Linked DNA regions of Homo sapiens: region 2 is linked to region 1. A link is a loop called in an ENCODE intact Hi-C map of the cell type or tissue named here. Cell type or tissue: B cell. All regions are shown on one strand. Each heading gives the region's core, and the rest is flanking DNA. Links, peaks and the distances in the headings are about the cores only.

Region 1 (8,295 bases), core at 296-8,295:
TGTACATATAATGGGAATATCAGAAGGAGAAGCAAGAAAAAGACAGAAGAAATATTTGAAGCAATGAAGATTTTTAAATCCTTCAAATTGGCCGGGTGTGGTGGCTCACACCTGTAATTCCAGCACTCTGGGAGACCAAGGTGGGTAGATCACCTGAGGTCAGGAATTCAAGACCAGCCCCCGCCAACATAGTGAAACCCCGTCTCTACTAAAAATACAAAAAATTAGTTGGGTGTGGTGGTGCACACCTGTAATCCCAGCTGCTCGGGAGGCTGAGGCAGGAGAATCATTTGAACCCGAGAGACGGAGGCTGCAGTGAGCCAAGATTGTGCCATTACACTCCAGCTGGGCGACAGAGTGAGACTCCACCTCAAAAAGAAAGAAAGAAAGAAAGAGAGAGAGAGAGAGGGAGAGAGAAAGAAAGAAGGAAAGAAAGAGGAAGAAAGAAAGAAAGAGAAAGAAAGAAGGAAAGAAGGAAAGAAAGGAAAGAAAGAAAGAAGGAAAGAAAAAGAAAGAAAGAAAGACTGACAAAATACAACCATATAAAATGCTCAATTAAAACCACAAACAGCTGGGCGCAGTGGCTCAGGCCTGTAATCCCAGCATTTTGGGAGGCTGAAGCAGGAGGATTTCTTGAGCCTAGGAATCTGATACCAGCCTAAAAAATAAAGTGGGTCCCTGTCTCTATAAAAAATTTAAAAATTAGCTCGGTGTGGTGGTGTACACCTGTAGTCTCAGCCGCTCTAGAGGTTTCAGTGGGAGGATCACTTGAGCCCAGGAGTTTGAAGCCGCCGTGAGCTATGATCACACCATTAGGTTCCAGCCTGGATTACAGAGCAAGACCCTGTCTCTCTCTCTCTCTCTCTCTCTCACACACACACACACACACACGCACACACACAGGAGAAAAACTGTGGCAGATATAAATAGGAACAGAGAACAAGGGCAACAAATAGAAAGCAATAACAAATACGGTAGATATTAATCCAACTTTATCAATAATAACTTTGAACATCAATGGTCTAACTGCACCAATTAAAAGAGATTGTCAGAGTGGTTCAAAATATGAGACCCAACTCTATGTTATCCACAAAATCCCACTTTAAATGTAAACACGCATATAGATAAAAAGTAAATGAATGGAGAAAAATACATCATGCTAACACCAATAAAAAAAAGTAGGATTAGCTATTTTAATTTCAGACAGAGCAGACTTCAAAACAAGGAAAGTTTGTTGGAATAAAGAAGAGCATTATGTAATGATAAGGGGTCAATTCTCCAATAAGACAGAACAATGCTTAATGTGTACGTGCTTAACAACAGAGCGTCAAATTATATAAGGCAAAAAACTGATGGAACTACAAGGAAAAATATATGAATCCATTATTATAGTGGAAGATTTCAACACCCCTGTATCAGATATGAACAGAACCAGCAGGCAGAAAATCAATAAGGATGTAATTGAACTCAACCACACCATCAGTCATCTTGATATAGTTGACATCTATAGACTATTCAACAACAACAGAATAAACATTCTTCCTAAACATGCAAGGAACATTCGCCATGACAGACCACATTTTGGGCCATAGAAGACACTTTTGTAAATTTAAAATTATATAAAGCATACAATATCTACTCTCAGACCACAATGAAACTAAACTAGAAATCAATAATAGGAAGATAGCGAGAAAATTCTAAAATATGTCGAGTTTAAACAATACATTTCTAAATAACATGAGTCAAAGAAGAAATCTCAAGATAAATTTTAAAATATTTTGAGCTGCAAGAAAATAAAAACATAACTTACCAAAGTGTATGGGAGGAAGCGAAGTAGTGTTTAGAGGGAAATTTGTAGCATTGAATGTATATATTAGAAAAGAAGAAAGACCTAAAAATCAATAATCTAAACTTCTACCTCAGGAAACTAGAAAAAGAAGAGCAAATTAAATCTAAAGTAAGCAAAAGAAGAGAAATAATAAAAGTTAAGCATAAACTGGTAAAACTGAAAGTAAAAAAATCAGTAATCACACCAAAAGCTGGTTCTTTGAAAAGATCAATGAAATCAATGAACCTCTTAGTCACGCTAAGAAGAGAGAAGACACAAATTACTAAAATCAGAAATAAAAGAGGGGACATTTCTACAGATGACATGAACATTAAAAGGATAATAACAAATGCTGTGAACAACTATATCCCACTAATTTCATAACCTAGATAAAATGGAACCCCTTGAAAGACACAATCTGCCAAAACTCACACAAGAAGAAATGGACAATCTGAATAAACCTATATATATCAAAGACATCAAGTAAATAATTAACCCATAATTAAGTACCCAACCCATAATAATTCCCTGGAATAAACTATGACTATGTCTGGGTTGTTGTTTGCTTACTCTCTGGATGGACTGAGGCTTTTCCTTGCTAGGGAGCTATAACTCCACACACTGATTTCCCCCAAACTTTAGGAAAAGTAAAGAGAACTAACAGAGTCCTAAAACTAAAATTATCAACAGTTTCGAAAAACAAATTTCATGGCCCTTCAAATTGCCATTAGTCATGATTGATTGATGACAATAAATCAACCCCTTCTGGGACCCACAGATTATCTCTTCTTGAATTAACAGCCTCCCCCTACCCATGTATTTGAAAATTTTACTTCCAATCCTACGTTCTACCATTACAGAGTAATATAAATAAATGCTTCATGAGACTTATGCTACCTGCCGAATTATCCCTAGTAGGTTCAAGTGCATTTCCAAAATACTTACCTAAGCAGACTTTGATTGATCTAAAACCTGGCAATTTGGTCCTTTGGAAAAGGAACCAGAATAAAACTGTCCTTGGGCACTGGTGGAAAGAACCTTATTGGGTACTGTTAGCAATTGAGGTAGTGGTTTAAACTCCAAGGTAATGATGTTGGATCCATCGTTTCCAACTAAAAAGACATACCACTTTCTTCTGATTGCTGGGCATTTACTCTAACAGAAGACATAAAACTAAAGATTTTTTAGGAATTCTTCAGGAGCTAATATCTGGAGATGTGGACTGCTTTTGCCCAAGACAAAGAAACCAGACTATTTTTCTGTTTTTTTCTAATTAATTTTCTAATTTTTCAGCTCTACCACTAATCTTGCCTTTTATTGTATTTTGACATCCTCCAATGAACCAGTATTGGTAGGGCAATTATAAGGGTACTTAGATAAAAACAAAAATGATCTACAATTGCTTCTGTAGACACAGGGTCTAGGTATGTTGCCCAGGCTGGTCAGGAAAAAAATGATCTACAAATTTCAATGCTTTAACTGTTAAAAGCAACAACTTACTAATGACTTATCTTACCACTTTTTAAAATTCATTAACCTAAAAAACATAATTTCTCTGAAAAGAGAGACTTTAATCATTATTTGAGTATGAAATAAAATTAAGTATCGTTTGAAGGGACTATAGTCGAGCCTCCTAATCATGAAATCTTGGCTTCCTTGAGCTTATCTTTCCATTCATTACTTCAACATTTATTAGAAGCCTCTATCCATGTATTAACTCGATATTTACTAGGAGCTTCCATCAATTTATTGAATTCATCCATTTATTACTAATATGTACCAAATAATGTTAGACAGTAGGATATGAGGACACAGATCTATGGTGTTTCAGTTTTGTGGATGCAGGCAAATAAACTATAAAGGGAAGTAATATGGTACTGAGTGCTCTGACACAGGTATGAATAGAGAATGTGGGGATAGGTAATTGTAGCCATTTCTTTATAATGTGTGTGCTTGGGGTGAGATTCAGGAGAATACTACGGGGTGAAAACATTGGTGGAACAGAAAAAAATTTCACAAACTAACAGTTGCAGAATGGCTACAGATCATATCGGAAATGAACCACACACTTCTGTATCTGTAGTCCTCTGCGTTGTGAAAAGATTGACTTTTTTCAAAACAGGTCAAGGAATTTGGTTATGTCAAACACAAAGTTGCCTCTTTTTTCCTTCTGACATGGTAAAAGAAAAAAAACAATCCCATAGGATGTGTTTGGTTGGCCATAGTATATTGAACTTATCTTAACCGTCTCAAAACGCATGTCAAGGACACCACTGAGACTTCTGAGTACCATTTAAAAAATTGGGTAGTCTGGAAGTGTTCTAAATTGGACCGTTTGGGGTTTCTGTTAGGGCAACTTTCCCATTTACATCTTGGAACACAGCCTTTTGAATATAGCCCTTCGGGATTGGCGGGGAGAAGGGACCGCGATGGAAAAAGTCATCATCCAAAGAATGAAGAGGGAGGATCCAACATTTAGGATATTTTATTGACTTGCTAGGCGCGTTTACCTTATCTTCGTATTAACCCCATTTTCTTCATTAACCAATTGATGCTGTGAGAAGCTATGTAACTTGACGAGCAGTGCCCAGAACTGTTTTTTTTTTTTTCTGGACTCGGTCTTTTCCACTCAAAACCAACAAAAAACCAAAACTCGTTCTTTTCCACATCAAAAGCAAACAAAAAACCCCAACCCCAACCCCAAGAGCCCCACTCTTTCAAAAGGGCTTCTCCGGATCACTAAGTCCTAGAGGTCTTTGGCTAGGCCTGGGTCCGATCTAAATAGGAAGGTAATTCTAGTGTTCCGCAAATCCTTGCCGAATTCCATCCCGGCCAAAGCAGGGACCCGGGGGAGCCTCTGGTCGCACCCGAGACAGTTCGTTAAATACTCAGTGCACGTGCTGGGGATGGAAGTGCTGACCCACTGCTCAGGTACGCGCGCACCTGACGCCGCTTGGTGCGCGCCGCGGGGTACTGGGTACGTGCTCCGCGCGCGCGCGCCCGGCAAAGTTCCCCGTACGTGCGCCGTACGTGGGCGCGGTGCCCCAGCGCTCAGCGTTTCAGCGAGTGAGTGGGCTCCGTGCCCAGCTGAAGTCTGGGAGGGGCACTTTTCCAGGCGGTCGCGGCTCCCCCTGGCGGCGGATGTGCCTCGCTGGAGGGGCGCAGTCAGGCGTTCTCCGCGGGCAGCCGGCGGCGGGGCCTTGCCTTACAGCGCGGGGTCCTCGGCGGCCTGGGTGGCTACTGCCCCTGCTGCTGTCGTAGGCGAGGACGGCTGTTAGTGCTGCTGCTGTTGGTTCGTCGCGGCGGCGAAGGAGGAGGAGGAAGAGGGCGAGGCGACAAGAGAAGAAGGAGGCAGGCGCGGCGGCAGCGGCGGCGCCCCGAGCCGGCGGAGGCGAGGGGGGGGAAGATGGCGGACGTGCTTAGCGTCCTGCGACAGTACAACATCCAGAAGAAGGAGATTGTGGTGAAGGGAGACGAAGTGATCTTCGGGGAGTTCTCCTGGCCCAAGAATGTGAAGACCAACTATGTTGTTTGGGGGTAAGTCCGGCATGGCTGTGGCCCAGGGGTGGCAGGGCAGAGTTGGGCGCCCCCAGGCGACCTCTTTCTTAACCCCTCCCCCCGTTTCCCCTGGGGATGGGATAAAACGGGTGTTCGGGGAAAAGAAAGTTTCTCTCTAGAGCAGAAGTTGCACTTTTAGGGTAAGGAAAGAAGGGGCGGAGCTCTAGAGCAGTTCATCACTTAAAATTTTTGAGAAGCCCAAAGGAAAGGTACCGTGGGAGTTTCTGACTTTTACAGTTAATTTTTATCAGTAGGTATGTGTACCAGCGAAGTGTGGGACTGGTGCGCAAGGGATACCTGAACATAGGTGCACAAAGGAGCACACCGTCTGGTGCCGTAGACGCCTCTTTTTGTTCTTTATTTTTTTTTTCTCTTTTCCAGGCTGCTATGTAACTATCTCCGCTGGTCTTTGCAACTCCTGGTTTATTTCATCTCCTTTCATTGTTGGGGTGGGGGTGATTCCTGTAGAAGAGAAAAGGGAATCAACCCTGAAGTTAGGACCGGAAAGAAATTTGGTGAATTTGGAAGAGTCATAAAAGTCTGTGTTAGAGAGGTCTTCAGGAGTTGGTGAAATGAGTGAGCTTTACAGATCTAAGAAATAGATGGTGCGTGTGATTTTTCGGAAGTGTATTTTAAAGGGAAATGTTTGGGAATGTTGGTCCATGTGAAGTTTTATCAGTTTAAGTCATTCAGGAAAACTTCTAGAGACGGCTCTAACAGTCATTAGGGGCCTTTTTAATGATGTCACTGTCATTGGTGCATCGCTTCTAGAATTAGAACCTTGAGCTACAACTTCCCTACTCATTTTGTTTCTTTGAATGGAAGCTTTATGAAGAGTCGATGAAAAACTAGGGAAATTTAGTTTGTTGGTTGGTATTTATTTATTTATTTTTGAGAGGGAGTCTTGCTCTGTCGCCCAGGCTGGAGTGCAGTGGCGCGATCTTGGCTCACTGCAATCTTTGCCTCCTGGGTTCAAGTGATTCTCTTGCCTCAGCCTCCTGAGTAGCTGAGGTTGCAGGCCCCCGCCACCATGGCCGGCTAATTTATGTAGTTTAGTAGAGATGTGGTTTCACCGTGTTGGTCAGGCTGGTCTCGAACTCCTGACCTCAAATAATCTGCCCGCCTCCACTTCCCAAAGTGCTTGGATTACAGGCGTGAGCCACGGCGCCCTGCCTATTGGTTGGTTTTAAAATTTTTTTGTCTTATGATTTAATTAGCTTTATAAAATGTTGATCAAATGACATTCTGAGTTTCTGGTATTTTACCCTTTCGAATAATTTGCATAGGTAGAATTACATGTGGTTGGATTTTTAGTGAATTTTTTTTTTTTTAGACAATGGCTAAGGAGTACCTAGGGTGTGAAGTGGTTCAATCTGAGGATTAAAAAAATTCCTAAGACTCTGGTTTCTACCTCAAAGGAGGTTAACTTAGTCTGAATAGAGGAGATTAAACAGATAAGTTGATGTGAAATGCTTTCTATAAGTTGATGTGAAATGCTTTCTACAATAGCTTTTGAAGACAGCAGTCACTTCTAGTTGGGGTTATTTAGGAGAAGGTTCCATAGAATTGTCTTTGGCAAGTTCACATCCAACAAAGTTTTCTTGAATGAATGAATGAATGAACAAACAAGCTTTAAAGAATAGGTAGGAATTCTCTGGGCTAAATGATGGGTTAAGTCTTCCAAGATGAGTGAACTGTATACTTAAAGGCTGTATGCTTAAAGGCATAAAGAACTGGAAAGTAAATGTGTTGACAGCAATCCAGTGAAGCCAGTGAAAAAGGAGTGCTTATCACAGTAGATTTTAAACTTTTTCAGCAGTTTATCACACCAAGAAATTGTTTTTATTTTCTATATGTGCACATGCACATGGAAATATATACACATATAAAACACTAAACAATACTTACTCTTCTTATTGTATGCAGTGCATTTTATTTTTCTGTTCTTTTCTATTCTGAAAATAGAAAAAATATGGTTGTTAACTATTTATTGGGTTTCATAGTACAATAATTGATGGTGTGTGGTTTGAAATACATTGGTTTAGAGGAAAAATGGGACTAGAAGGTAGAAAAGTAGGTTTAGGGCTGATTATAGTGGACCATATTCAGATGGATTCAAAGATATAGAAGGGGAAAGTGTAGAAGGAAGGGTAGGATTGGAATGAGGTAATATTAGTACCTGCATTAGAGATCTTGCACCGTTAGTAGACTACATTGTTTTATCACAGGTAGAATAGCATTTTGGTTTTACATTATTGGTCTAATTTGAGGGATGCCATAACAGTCATACCCCTGAAATTCAGTGTTGTGTTTACTGTAAGAATGTGAAGGATGTTGTTCAGCAGTATCTTATTTATCAAGAGCCATAGGATAAATTTCTTTTACATTTAGCACCAGTGATAATTGTGCTTCTTCTAAGCAGTGTAATTGTTTTCTCTTATGGATCCTCTTCGATATGGATCTGGTTAGATTTCTCTATTGGTAAAGCCCAGAGCCTAATTTGGGCCTAATTCTAAAAAGTTTGTAGTACCTTAGAGTATGAATTTTTTGTATTTTCCCTACTTCTTGCTTTTTGTCATTGCCTTCCTTTGTGTTTCTTTTGTGATCATGACAGTCTATTCATTATTAGATTTTATACTTTTTTTTTGTTAGCTATGTTAAACTCATTGTTGTTAGCAAAGTTGTTTATATAAATGAATCCAGCCTGAAGAGTTGAATTAGAATTGTCAGTAAAAAAAATCTTGCCTTAATTATTTCAGGACTGGAAAGGAAGGCCAACCCAGAGAGTACTACACATTGGATTCCATTTTATTTCTACTTAATAACGTGCACCTTTCTCATCCTGTTTATGTCCGACGTGCAGCTGTAAGTAGAATTCATTTTACTTATCTATCTATTTATCAGTTTTA
Region 2 (8,343 bases), core at 309-8,308, 1.2 Mb after region 1:
TTCCACTGCTACAGTAGTTTAAACCACCAACATCTCGCACCTAAAATACTAGAGGAACCTTCAAAAAGGTCTCCTTTATTCTGCATTTTCACCTCACAAACCATTCCCAATATCACATCCAGAGTAATCTTGTTAAAATGTAAAGGAGGGAGGTCAAACCTCTGCTTAGAGCATTACAATGGTTCCTAATTTCACTTATAGCCTAAAATCTTCATAGTCACTTTCAACACTCTTTATTACCTAAAATACCCCTCCTTCTTTCCCCTCTTCTTAACTTTAATTCTAACTATTTTTTCCCTCATCCACTCCATCCACATTGACCCCTTGCTAATGTAAAACATATGAAGACAATAGGTATTTGCTTTACCTGCTATCTCCACTACACAATGCAAATGCCCGCCCCACCCCACCCCACACTCTCAATTTCCCTTATTTTGTACTAGTTTTTCTTTTCATGGGCCTTATAAGCTTCTTACTGGTATCTTATTGGTACTTATCTTGGTTCATTGGTATTTCTCATTAAAATGTAAGCTCTACAAAGCAGAAGTCTTTATACATTTATATTGTATATTTTTACAGAGATTTCTGCAGATAGATCTGTGATTAGAATAGAGCTTGGCAAATATTAGGTTATCATTAAGTTATTTTAATATGAATAATTAATAAATGAATGAAAAAGTGAGTGATTCTGAAAAGCAAAGTCCCAGAGTTATATATATTTAAACAATGTAGATATTTGAATTTTCAATCAGAAATCACAATAATCCTTACAATTTATTTTATTTTATTTTATTTTATTTTCGAGACAGAGTTTCGTTCTTGTTGCCTAGGCTGGAGCGCAATGGCGCCATCTTGGCTCACTGCAACTTCTGCCTTCTGGGTTCAAATGATTCTCCTGCCTCAGCCTCCTGAAAAGCTGGGATTACAGGCATGCACCACCACACCCAGCTAATTTTTTTGTATTTTTCGTAGGGACGGCATTTCTCCATGTTGGTCAGGCTAGTCTCGAACTCCCAACCTCAGGTGATTCACCCGCCTTGGCCTCCCAAAATGCTGGGATTACAAGCATGAGCCACCGTGCCGGACCAATCCTTACAACTTTAAGGATGTTTTTCATTCCTACATATTATTGAATTTATGTACCAGTTTAATGACAGAAGTAATTTTTTTTTTTTTTTTTTGAGATACAGTCTTGCTTTATTTCCCAGTCTGAAGTGCAGTGGCATGATCGTAGCTCACTGCAACTTCTGACTCCTGGGTTCAATTAACTCTCCTGGCCTCAGCCTCTGGAGTAGCTGGTACTACAGGTGTGCACCACTGCATCTGGCTGAGTTTTTGGTTTTTTGAAATTTTTGTGGAGACAGGGTCTTGCCATGTTGCCCAGGCTAGTCTCAAACTCCTGGCCTCAAGTGATACTCCCACCTCAGCCTCCCAAACTGCTGGGATTACAGATGGGAGCCACTGTGCTCATCCAGAAGTAATTTTTGAACTAAAACATGGCAGATCATTCCTGATTTGCCTTGAGAATTGCAAGACCTCTCCTCATAAAATATATGAGAATGGGAAAATAGCCACAATATGCCATTATGTACAGACAAATCCAAGAAGGAATTTATTCAGAGACCCAGAAACATGGAAAGTAGGTTGATTATACGGGGATAGATTTCAATACAGAACATGAAAAAAGACTTGAGAAAAACACAAGAATCTATGTGGGAAGTCGAATATCATTCCTAATAATGCAATTTTTTAATTATTAAGTATCCAGAGTTGCAGTTACCCAATCCCAGTGTACTAGATAAATGGGAACTCAGAAATAGTGACAAAAGCAGGAAGAAAATCATAGTAATTGGGAAGAATAGGCTAGGAGTTGGATGTGTAAATCGCATTTCCTGACTGAGCACTGTGCAACGTGGCCATGCCACAGTAGAGGTGCAAAATGGTGGCTGCTCATTTGGCCTCTTCCCACTCCAACAGCATTCTTTTTTTATAGTGTCTATTTTGAATCATGTAGTTTTCATAACCTATACCCTGATATTAATTTAATGATATAAAATAATGCAAATTATTTTATAATTGCTCTATGATGCATTTCTTTACAAAAGACAGTGGATTTGTAAAGACATCCATTTTTATATCCTGTTGTCTTCACAAACCCACTCATGGCTACTGGTCAACATATCAATTAAAACCCTATAGGAAGAGCCAATAATTATGTTTACTTATATTCAGGGCAATGAAAATGTCAGCACATTCAGCATCCTTATACGATTACAACCTTCTGTATACTTCAGAACACATATGACAGGTAATTTAATATCTGGCATAGTGGAAAATTCCAGCAAATCTAACAACTCCCTAATGGCATCTTGCCACAGATGTTTAATAGGGGAAGAGAATGTATCAAATCTGTATTCCTATTTAAGTCCTAGAGAAATGAGCTTGTTTATTTATAGCAAAACAATGCTTTTACAGTAGCACTTAAAATATATTGCCTGTCAGTTTTAATATTTATTATGACATAAGTGACTGATAGAAACAGGAAGAAATAATATTTTAAAGACAGAAAGATACAGCTTTGTTGAATTCTTTCTGAGACTCAGGTTAAGAAAGCTGTAAGTGACAGCTACTTTGAAGGAAGAATATTACTTACTAGAATTTCAAATAATGAAAATAATAAAACAGATAAAAGAAAAGAAAACTATTATTTTCTTTCAGACTATAAATTTCCACTTCTATGTAGACGACAAATCACTCATCGCTCTCTAGCATGTATGCAAACAGATAGATTAAAAGCTAAGTAACCAAAGAAATGGAAAGATCAACTTTCTTGTGACAGAACATCCAAAAATGTCAAGAGGTAACTTTGGGAAAAGAGATTACAAGAGAAGACTGAGCACATTTCATTTCCTCCCTCCTTTCTTGAAGGAGATAATCAGTCATGAATATCATCGCTTTTTTTTTTCCATTTTCTCCTTTTACAATTTTGAGTTGATTTTGCCCTTTGAAATCACTTTCTCTAACCTCTCCAGTAAAAACCAATACCTGAACTAAAATAAAATAAAAAACTTAAAACAAACATTTATATTTAAATCCTTTTTAGTCCAAATTTGGGAAGAAGAGAAATAGCATAAAATAATGGCTTGTTACAGATGTATTTTTCTATTATTATTATTTTTTAAATTTATAACTTTTATTAACAAAACAAACTGAGGAGAAGGGCCAAAGAACACTGGTTTTGGAAGTTGGATGAATAAGTAAGTGATAGAAACAGGGTTAAAATATCAGTAAACATAATTTTCCCATGGGTAACTTCATAAATGACTAAGTAAGAACTGATTAAGTATTTTGGTTTGCATTGTTAAAGATTATGAAACTCAAAAAATTTACAAGCCTCTTGAAAATCTTAAACATACAATATTTAAAAATATGCAGCTGGTTCTTGGGGAAATATAGAAGTGTCATATAAATGCTCATTACAACATATTTCAAATTATAATAATGCTGATATTTCTAACAAAACACAAGAGCCCTTGTGACCTGCTTCTATCCAAGTGTATCTTTAATCTCACTTACCTTTTTTATGTATGCAAGTGGTACGATGGAGATGTAGGGCTTCATGAGAGAGACAATGCATGCAGGAATGCACCTGCATTGCCCCTGTTATGCAGCTAGCAGATGGAAATGTGGTTAAGAACTTCCTCTTATACCAGAATGTTTGCTCAGAAGGGACTGTCCCAACTTAGGCGCAGGTGTAATAAATCAACTAAATGTCCTTAACTTGACTCAAGCTCATTATAATATCATTAGCATGACATCTGCATTGTGGTTTCACCACCACCACCCCTACTACCCACTGGGCCTTTCTGTGGTGCTTATGCATAATAATTAAGATGGAATAACTATGGACAAGAACGCACCTGGGCAGTAAGAACTGGGACCAGGAAGCAACTAGGAAGTAAAAGGTTGTGCAAGATGCAAATGAGAAACACACCCCTAGAAATGAGGTTTTTAATCCCCTAGGGCAACCCACTTTTGAGTCCCCTCTCCTTACTGAGCGCTTTCTGTCACTTAATAAAGTCTATTCTGCCATACTCACCCTCCTATGTCCATGTACCTCATTCATCGTGGTGGTGAGACAAGAACTCAGACCTCGCTAAGCTAAGGAGTAAGGCTTCTGCAACAGAACAAGCCAGAATTTCCTACATGAAATATTTATTTTCACATCTTTGTGATGTTCTGACAGTGTGCTGAAGGAAAATGACTTTTTTCCATTCTTTATTTTAAAATTTTGTATTTATTATTAAAGACTCATATTAAGTATTTCCTTTAAACTCCTTTCCTGGATCTCTGATATGAGTTGAATTTACCTCATTTACGATGGCAACCTAAACATACCATTATATCATCACTTAGTGTACTGTATAAAAATCTGTTTTCTATGGGTTACCTCTTCTACTAGGCTATAAGATCCCTATTTTGATTAACCTGGCTTTACTTACCTCTGTCTTTCAGTGTCTAGAATGTGCTAAAAATTTTTATCATAACATAATGAGGTCATTCTTAGTACTAGACAATTGGTAATAGGGTCCAGCCCCCTTGGTACCCATGGAATTAGCAGTTAACTTTTTGGCTCCCACAAGTAATGAGATTTATTGTACACCATCATCAAAATAATAAGTCTTAAAAAGGAGTATATCCTGCAGATGTAGAAACTTTACTACACATTATAACTACATCTTTTTGCCTCTGTTTATTCTGAAAGAAAAGCAATTTAACCTGATGTTTTAACGTCATGTGGTGCATACTATATAATATTAAAGCATGTAAATGGGGTGGTGGTGATCAATGCCTTGATAAACTTAGTTAGTGGTTTTCTTTCAACAGGCAAACCTCTAGGCTTAGTGTAAAGACGTTCTATGATATTTGTTCTAACCAGGACTAAGTCACTCCTTGTATTAGTAAGAAAATACTGTGGAAGACTAGAAACAAGGTGGTGGGGGTAGGGGTAAAAAGAAGAAGAGAAGGGGCGAGGATGAGAGGGAAGGAAGGGGAGAGGAAGAGAGGAGTAAGTGGAAGAGAGAGAGAGGAGAAATAAAGACACAGAAATAAAAAGAAAGGGAAATAGAAAAGATGCTTTCTTCTTCCTTCCTTGCTTGCTTGATTGCTATCTTGCTTGCTTTCTTTCTTTCTCTCTTTCTTTCTTTTTCTTTCTTCTTTTTCTTTTTTCTTTCAATGAAAATGTGTCATAGGAACAAATGTGGTGTTCCCTCTGAGACAACTACACTCCCAGGTGCCTCTTCCAACACATTTTCGTTCTCTTTTTATCATGGCATAGACAATTGTCAGCACTGCTGAAAACTAAATACAGAAAAAGTTGGTTGAGGTTATACTATTCCTTTCATGCTACAATGATGTAACATCATTAAGATCAAAGGGAATTGTTAACTTTCCTCTAATAATAAAAAACACACAAAAATACTGAAACCTTGGATAGGCTTACGAACATTTTAAAAGGCAGAATAACTTTCCCTTACTCAGGATAAATTTTGCCTCTTATCTCTAAATATTATCCTACTGTTTGACAAGAAATAAAAAAATTACTAAATCTTTCACATCCCATATTTTACTGCTGTCTATATTTTACATTTGATATAAACATTTTACAGCAGGTATTGTACACTGAAATTTGGATTCATTTATCTCATAAAAAGGAATACAAATGATGGATTGAAACACCCTGGTATCTAAAATTCTAAAAACATTAATATTTTTACTGAAAGTTATAGATTATATTAACACCAGGGTATAGTCAGTGAAAATACTCCCTACAGTTTAGTGTCAATAGTCTGAACAGCAGTCAGTTTTCCATAAAACATGAAAGCCAACAAATTCTGTTATTGGGTAACAAGCTGATCTAAGCCTAATCTATAGTTATTTACTTGAATGGTACAAGTGGATAAAAACATGTAACATCTTTTAAATGCTTATAAAAAATTTAAAGATAAATGCTAGTTTAATTATAGTCATATGCAAATAGGTTTTATTGTTAATACTGAATATAAAGTATAAAAACATAAATTATAGTCTTATGATAGAGACAAATGTCAGCCTTAATTGATGACACTCTATAAGCAATTTTCTGCTTGTAACATTTGTTTTAATTTTCTCACACAAATAACAGAACTTGCATTCATATAATTAAACATACATGGACTATTAATATTTTTGACATCATCTAGGGAATTTACTTAATTACGCTTCACTCTCTAAAACGTGTATTTACTGTTAAATTCTGAAGTAAATAATAACATTCAACAATATTTTCTATACCTCTGGAATTATAAATCCAGGACTGAAAACAACCCATGGAAGCTTGATCATCTCTCAGGAAAAATGTTCTGTAAGTCTGGAATATATACAAGTAATATTATCAATCACTAACTGTAAGTAAATAATTAATATTATTGTAAGGGCTATTATTTAATCTTTTAATCTACATATAGGATAGGTGTTTCATTTAACTTATAAAAATAATTATATAAAAATAAGAATTATTACTGCTTATACAAATTTTGAGGCTTTGCAATTCTGCTGCAGTAATATGGCTAAAAATAAATTGTACAAAGAAACACTTAAGGACATATAATGTGAAAGTATATGTGAATACAGTCAGAAATATTCTGGTAATGACTAGATATACGAATTTAGAGGATTGTTTTCCTCATCTTGTTAAGGTTTATTTGTTTATTTATCTTTATTTGTATTCAATAATCTTTAGTCCTAGAAAATTTTAGGGGAGAGTAAAAGAGAGTAAAGACATCCGTAAATTGTATGATTCATACTATGACCCAAAGACTGAGATCATCAGATATTGCAGAGAAAAAAAATCTTTTATTGAAACCCTCAAATAGTTTAGCCACAGTATAAACTGTAGAAGATGAAATGATGAACAAATATTCAATGCTCATACCCAAAAACAGGGGTTTTCAAGATTATTATGCTTCAGGATCACCCTGAGGGTGTGTTAACACACAGATCACTGGCCTTCACTCCATGCTCCCTCCTCCTGAGTGTCTGATTCAGTAGGTCTGTGATAGGGCCCAGGAATTTGCATTTCTAGTGAGTTACCAGTTGCTGCTAGGATAGAGACCACATGAGGGTCCTCCACCCAGGCTGTACAGTAACTCATCTCCGGAATATTTATCCCCTAAGTTCCTCGCATAATTTATTGTTGGGGAAAGCACTGTTGTTTTCTGAAGCTCTCCATATGAAAGGGCAGTCTCCAGGAATTATGTAAAACTTGAGTTGGGCATTGATATACGGATTGGGTCCACAAAGTTTTAAAAAAACACAAGAGGATATTTACTGATAACAATTACAGTTACATAGCATTTTCAACTTATAATGTATTTGCTTATGCTTTTTCTTGTTTAACTTTGGTCTTTACAACAACTCAATAAAGGAGGCAAGTATTATAATTTCTTTTCTTTAGAAAAGTGATCTGAAGCTCAGTAACATCCTTAGTTCATAACTTTTGTATGCATGTTTGCATAATTGAAATGAAAACATTCTGGCTGCAAGTTAAGTGATTATGGCTGTATACCCTATGCACCATATGCTTATTATGTCTATGAAACAGTAATGAGGCCAACATGGCCAGAAAGACTCCATTAGGCAGTAGTGAAAAAAATATGTAGGATATTTGGATAAAAGTAGATATGCGTAGGGTAGGACAAGACTATGGAATGTCTTGAAATCAAGTTAAGGAATTTGAAAGTTGTAGCAATCAATAAAATCAGTGTAAAATACTATCCTGCAACAGAAAGACGTGCAAATCATACACATATATAATATCTTACTATTTGGAATCTATTTTCTACTAACTTCAGGAATTGACTCACTCCAAAGCTGTAAAAAGAAAACAGAACATGTGTTTCTTCTAATTGGTACAGTCAGTCTCATTACAAATCCTGATCCCCAAAGTAGGAGGCTGGCGGGGGTAGAAAAGGAAAAGATACACAACTAAATTCCATGCAAGTTTTCATTCCAAGACTATTTTCTCCTGCTCTTCATTTTCTCATTAGGCATTGAGAAAAAAGTGTGGTCTTCTTGGCTGTGGGAGGCAGCATGGCTGGATCTCATGCTGGTTGCTGTGCTTTCTCTGCTGTGCTCTGTCTGGCCCAGCCCATCTGAGACACTGAGAGCTGTTGCTGAGGGCCACTGGCCTAACCACCACCTCTTCCCAGGCAAATGCACATTTGGACTGGTGTAACTTGTGGCCTGTTCTCTTTACATGAATAGTGCTGACCAACCCCTTCACTCATTCCTCATAGGTACTGT

What was found. Hi-C counts contacts between places; a loop is a spot of excess contacts. Peaks named below come from ENCODE experiments on the same cell type or tissue, not always from the same donor. Only the 100,000 strongest peaks of a DNase experiment are listed, where the experiment ranks them.
Region 2: it touches region 1 in a loop (17-fold over the local background); 4 of 110 quality-filtered maps call a loop at or near these places.

Annotation. Positions count from the first base shown.
Region 1 is chr1:193,116,967-193,125,261 of GRCh38, forward strand. It overlaps CDC73 (cell division cycle 73), which reads left to right and starts at 5,065. Exons shown (of 17, transcript NM_024529.5): 1 at 5,065-5,365; 2 at 8,146-8,251. The coding sequence starts at 5,235. RefSeq lists enhancers at 4,562-5,208, 5,113-5,182, 5,209-5,853, 5,453-5,502 and a silencer at 4,873-4,952. In B cell, for the core only: CTCF peaks have their summits at 4,997 (motif pointing left) and 5,199; DNase peaks (open chromatin) are centred at 4,095 and 5,025; H3K4me3 peaks cover 2,340 bases; H3K27ac peaks cover 1,672 bases.
Region 2 is chr1:194,286,020-194,294,362 of GRCh38, forward strand. All of the region lies in intron 2 of LOC107985242 (a long non-coding RNA gene), which reads right to left. It overlaps LOC105371670 (a long non-coding RNA gene), which reads right to left. Exons shown (of 3, transcript XR_922390.2): 2 at 6,334-6,409; 3 at 5,220-5,361. Among named protein-coding and RNA genes, the nearest start is that of LINC01031, 990 kb to the left of the region's middle. RefSeq lists a silencer at 3,547-3,747. In B cell, for the core only: no CTCF peak of the experiment used is centred there; a DNase peak (open chromatin) is centred at 3,742; H3K4me3 peaks cover 414 bases; H3K27me3 peaks cover 711 bases.